2 separate regions of the Homo sapiens genome follow, and region 1 is linked to region 2. A link is a contact called in ENCODE Hi-C or POLR2A ChIA-PET data. All regions are on one chromosome and are shown on one strand. The core of a region is the stretch at or near the end of the contact, and the rest is flanking DNA. Distances in the headings are between cores, read along the strand shown. Region 1 overlaps SLC22A23 (solute carrier family 22 member 23). Region 2 overlaps SLC22A23 (solute carrier family 22 member 23).

Region 1 (2,700 bases), core at 26-2,525, 130 kb after region 2:
TCCATTTCACAGATGAAGAAACTGAGGCTGAGAAGTGATGCTAGTCCAAGATCAAGTGTCTCTTACATAAATTATAAATCTGTATCTGATTGAAACTCAGGTTCTTTCCCCCAGTAAACTCAAAGAAACAGCCCTAGTTCATACAAATAAATACAATTCTCTGGTTTATATTAATTTGTTACAGGTTATAGCATTTGTCTGGACAAATATTCAATACACTTTATGTGCATATAGAAGCAAAGTAGCATACTGAAAACAGGACAGGCTTCGGTGTTATTTCATTGTTACAGTGACTAAACAAATAATAATTTGTCAGGGGTCTGTGAATAGCAGATATTTGATACATGATGGCTGTTTAAGATACTAATATCACAGTATCTTTTTTAAATAGAATTTTTAGTACTGAAATGTTGAAAAAAGTTATGATCAACTCCCTATTTTAAAAACAAAGAAACTGAATAAGAGGTGAAGTGACTCATTCAGAATTAAAAAAGCTTATAGCCAAGTCAGACTTGAGCAGAGCCCAGGTTTCCTTGGGCTCAGCTGCTCCATACCAGACTGCCGTGGAAAATGTCATTTTCAGACAGGGTGACCTGATGCACAGGGACGCATGACTCTCCCAACAAATTTCACAAGTCAATTACTGCCAAGCCAGGACAACTGCTAATCTAATGGTCAGTGTGGTGGTACTACCTTCATTCTAGTCCCAAACTCTTACAACAGGAAGGATTAGGAAAAAAAAAAAATTAACATTTTAATTGAGACCTACTCTTAGGCTTCCTGCCAAATACTCATCTTTTTCTGTAACATATGAATCAGAGTACCTGAGATGGTAAACCAGTTTTTCTCCTGTTTCAACACTGGTGTAACCATCTTGAAGATGACATGATGCCTTTTTCTTTCTTTCTCTTTTTTTTTCTTGCTTTATTTAGCTCAAACTAGAAGCCAGTACAACCGTGGATCTAAATGATGACCTTTTCCATGAAAACAGCTAACACCAACCAGCTACAAACAAGGTACACAAAGCTGGAGGCTGCCCTGGGCCTACTCCACATCCCAAAGTTACTCAACTATAGTAGTTCTCAGCTGTAGTAGGTGTGACTGCTGCTACAGGACAGCATAATCCTTCAGGTTTTTACCCATTTGGACTTTGTCTTCATTGGGTTGGACTCTGGCTTACCACTGTCTCTGAGGAAGGGCATCGCATGGTAAGCGAGAGCCTGGTAGCATGGAATTCAGAGCCTAAAGTGGGGTCTGAGCCAGCTTGCGAATGTGCTGTCAAGCACAGCTGGGATGCAGGCTAAGAGCTCGGAGTTTGAGCCTGATAAGCCCCAGTTTTATTTCTAGTTTCGCCCCGCGGTCATCAGGGCAAGCTTTTTCACCGTGTGGGGGCTCAGTTTTAACATCTATGACGTAGGAGTCGCAAAACCTTCACCAGAGGGTTGTTACAAGAGTCAAAAATAACATCGGGAATGCGCCTGGTGCAGTAACCGGCACAAAGTGATTATTACTCATTAATTTTGTCTGTCAGTTAAGCAGGTCCTCGGGGGCTTATGTCTGTTGGTAAGTAACATTTTGGATCTGAGAGTAATAAAACTACTTCAAAAAGGGTTTTGATTACTTAGAGTCTGAGCTATTCATTTTAGCCTCACCCCTAACTGACCCAAATTAAGGGGTATTTTACTAGTTTTACATCCTGTCTGCATAGTCAGCACCAGATTAGAAAGTGGGCCAGACGAGGATGGAAGACGCCCTCCAGGGAGCAGCTGTGTTCATAGCTGGGAGATGCTGAAGGAGGAGCAGGTCCAGGTCTACCCGGGGCTCTACCGTGCTTTCAGGTCCTCCCACCACCTCTCAGGATGCCGTGCCCTTCACTTTGACCTCCTCAGCAGCATCCTGGGAACAGCAACAGCTTCGTTTCCAACACTTCCTGCAATCATTCCTTAAATATACTATTTTTCTGACCAAAAGAAAAAAAAAAGTAGGATGGTTCTCAAAAGCTGACAACACGATTACACCCAAGAGTGTGTTTTTATTTTCTTCCTTTGAACTAACTATTAATCTTCTAAAAACACCGTGCCAAACTGGCAGCATGACAGCAGAGTGTGACTGTGCAGGCTGGCTCCCGGCCCCCGCCCTCTGGTCGGGAGAGGAAGAAGGTCGGCTGCACCCGAGGTGGGGTGAGCCAGGAAGGCTCCCGACCTTCCACTTCAGTGCCTCCGGCATCCTGGGGACAAGCGGACTGAGAGGCAGCTCTCTAAGAGTTTCCTCAGATAGAACCTCAAAGCATCCTTAGGCCAAAGCCAGGATCACTACCCTGAGAACTCACCGGGGCCTGGCCAGATGCGTATGGGACAGCGAAAGGAGTAGAGAACACATGTCACAACTCAAGCCTCAGTAAGTGGACAGAGAAAGGGAGCAGAGACCCTCTCATGCCAAGGAGGCTGCAAAGCTGCCCAAGTCGCGGCCCTCACCAGAGTCTCTTATCAGAGACCTTCCTGCCCCTCCTCACCCTCCAGGCTGCTCAGAGTGGTACAGTGTTTTAATATTGGTGACAGGCCTCGGATGGCCAGCTCCTGAGGGGACATCCTTCTGTTACTTGTGGAGTTGGAATTACAGGACTTGGAGGGTGTGAACTTTTGGGGGAACTCCAGGGATGAACATGAGAAGGCCCTTCTGCTGTAGTACTAACTGCAATCA
Region 2 (2,700 bases), core at 113-2,612:
ATACATATGAAGCGCTTCCTCCGATGCCTGGCAGTCACTGTCCAGTGACTTTTTGCTTATCTTACTACCATTTGAGCATTCGACATTCTACATTGAGTTACATTACTACCATTTGAGATTCTACAAAATCTGAAGCCTGAAATGCTCTAAAATTGAGAATCTTTTGAGCACCCACATGATTCTCAAAGGAAATGCTCACTGGAGCATTCAGATTTGGGATTTTTGGATTTGGAAAGCTCAACCAGTAAGTATCATACAAATATCCCCAAATCCCAAAACATCCAATCCCCAAAACACTTCTGGTCCCGAGCATTCTGGATAAGGGATGCTCAGCCTGTGAAACTGAAGGCACAGTGCCGTGTGTGGCACTCATCCCGGGTCTCGTTTTTGCATTAGGCTGCTGGCCACACGGCCACATTGGGAACCAGCGGGCCTTCTACTCCTGCTTTAAACGCTCAAAACCTCAGGAACTAATGACACAGGAGTGCTCTCAGCAGTTGGGCACGTTATGTGATATGAAGGTTGCAGGACTGACATTGAGAGAATGATGCTCAGGAACACACCCACATATCTAAACTCAGCTGCACAGGCCAGTAAGAACTTCACACTTGCTAGGAGATAAACCAAGGACAGCTTTAAAAGAGAAAAGGAAATAAGAAATTTGAGAACATCAGGTTTTCCCCCGGCATAAGTCCAAGGTTAGGATGTACTGATGGGGCAGTGAGCAGCCCCACTGGACCCCTACACGTACCTCCAGCCAGGCCCGAGACGCTTACTTACCCAGTGGCAATGCAACCGCAATCCTAACCCTTCCTTCCTATAGGAGTCCTGGGTTCGTTTAGCCCATAAATATTCATGGCACACCTGCTACGCGTCGCGTCAGGCCTTCGGCTGGGCTGCTGCTGGGGGCACAGAAGTGTCTGGCTCTACAGACGGGCCCTGCCTTGCCTGGCCTTGCCGCTCTGCAGGGGTGACAGGCAGTAATAAGGAACCCTGCAATTACTCGTCGTAGCTGGGATGAGGGGAAGCGGGGAGAAGTGCTGAAGTTGTAACAGTGAATAACTGGGGGCTGACTTGGTCTCTGAGGAGCTGGGCAAGGCAAGAGTGGGGAGCTGAGAGGACAGGGAGTGTGCACCGGGAGGGACCTGTGGAGAGGGAGACGGTGGTGTGTCCTGGGAGCCAAACGAAGGCCAGGGTGTGAGGTGGTGGGAGGCAGAGATCAGAGCCTCTGCAGTGGCCTGGAGGACCTGGGGTCTACCCGAAAGGCACTGGGAGGCACTGGAGAGGCTTGAAGCCGGTGGTGATGTGATCAGATCATGTGTGACCTGGTGGCAGGGAGGATGGAACAAAGCTGGGAGCCCAGCCAGCCGGCCAGGGCGCGAGAGGGTGACAGACACGAGGCTCGGAGCAGGTGTTGGCTGTGGGATTAGATGGGGTGATGGGAGGAAGATTCCATGCAGAAAACTGAGCCTGGGCAGAGGAAGCTGGAAGTGGGAGATGTAGCAACTGAAAGACACGCTGCCTTCCCCCACACTCAGCAGCCCTGCCAATCGTGCTGCCATCAACACATCTGACAGCTGGGGGTGGAAGAGAGCAGAGTCCACTGTGAAGGGCTGCGGGGCAGAGCCACCACCTGAGGACCGCTCCCCAAGGAGGTGAAGCCTCTATCCTCTTTGTTAAGTCACATGTCACCAACTGCCTCTCACCCAGCCTCCTGCCTGGGACTCTGGAAAGGAAATAAGCACCAGCAAAACTCATAAGCAAAGAAATAAATTTTTAAAAAGGATCTAATACCACTTTCCAAATATAGGAGGGAAATGAATCAGTGTAATTAGGATTTGAGAAAACAAGCTATTCCCAGACAATATTTTAACGTGAAAGAAGCAGAGTGTGATGACTTAATTAGGGAAATGCCACAAACAAATTGTACTGTAAGCCTAAGAGCATTAACCTGCTAACGAGTGAGGTCTGGGGAAATCTGGGAAAGCCATCTGGACCGTCCAAAACGAGCAAGCATGGCCCCGCTGGAGAAACCTGGATTGAGTACTCACTACTCAGCGCAGGGAAGTTTGTATCTATCCAGAGCTCTCCCTCATGTTAGAGCAGCGTGGCAAAGCCACCCCTGCTGGACTTTGCACCCCTGCTGGACAAGTCCTCGCTCAACTTCTTAGCAGCTGTGTGACCTCTGGAAGCTGCTTAGCCTCTCTGTGCTCCCGTTTCCTCATCGGCAAACGGGGCTAATTATAGTGCCTCTCTCATAGGCTGTCATGGAGAAATAATACACGTGAAGCACTTGGGGGCTAAATATTAAATATGAATTAATATTTGCAAATCACTTAGAAAAGGAGCTGAAATGTGAGTGCCATGTGAGTGTCATCGTGTTTCTCGTCACTGTCCCTGGATAAAAAGGGACCACAGATGCACCAGCACTCAGCACCCTTCATGTCAACCAGACCTGGCTCATGTCCTTCTTCTGTCCAGCGAAGCAAAAGCTTCAGGCGTCCCTGGGTAGGCCCCACCCCACCCAGCACGTGGTCCAGCCTGGGTGACCTGACTCTCACGGCCCTGCACAAGTTGAGGCAGAGGGTGACATCCTGGCTGAGCTACGGCAGCACCAAGGAGCTTCTAGTGACCTAGTGTCCCCGATCTTCTGAACTGGGAGTCTAACGAGAGGCCTGTCCAGGTACCAAGGGCTTCTCT

Evidence for each region. Hi-C counts contacts between places; a loop is a spot of excess contacts on that map. ChIA-PET counts read pairs that join two places held with the same protein, here RNA polymerase II (POLR2A). Pooled maps may share reads with other maps.
Region 1: a loop to region 2 is called in a map of astrocyte of the cerebellum, with 5 times the contacts of the local background. The contact joins two enhancer-like sites. A Hi-C loop is called at or near these places in 6 of 168 maps with a recorded cell type or tissue (IMR-90, ascending aorta, astrocyte of the cerebellum and 3 more), 1 of 37 single-sample maps with no recorded cell type and 3 of 50 pooled maps. POLR2A ChIA-PET finds 5 or more read pairs at or near these places in 4 of 52 experiments (MCF 10A, Panc1, WTC11 and 1 more).

The regions. Positions count from the first base shown.
Region 1 is chr6:3,425,761-3,428,460 of GRCh38, forward strand. The region is part of intron 1 of SLC22A23 (solute carrier family 22 member 23); the gene reads right to left. Among named protein-coding and RNA genes, the nearest start is that of SLC22A23, 30 kb to the right of the region's middle. RefSeq lists an enhancer at 1,765-2,678. Within about 2 kb of position 1,276, at least 4 of the 41 ENCODE cell types and tissues checked have a DNase peak (open chromatin) inside an H3K27ac peak, as active enhancers do.
Region 2 is chr6:3,294,201-3,296,900 of GRCh38, forward strand. The region is part of intron 5 of SLC22A23 (solute carrier family 22 member 23); the gene reads right to left. Among named protein-coding and RNA genes, the nearest start is that of PSMG4, 37 kb to the left of the region's middle. RefSeq lists an enhancer at 2,505-2,700. Within about 2 kb of position 1,363, at least 2 of the 41 ENCODE cell types and tissues checked have a DNase peak (open chromatin) inside an H3K27ac peak, as active enhancers do.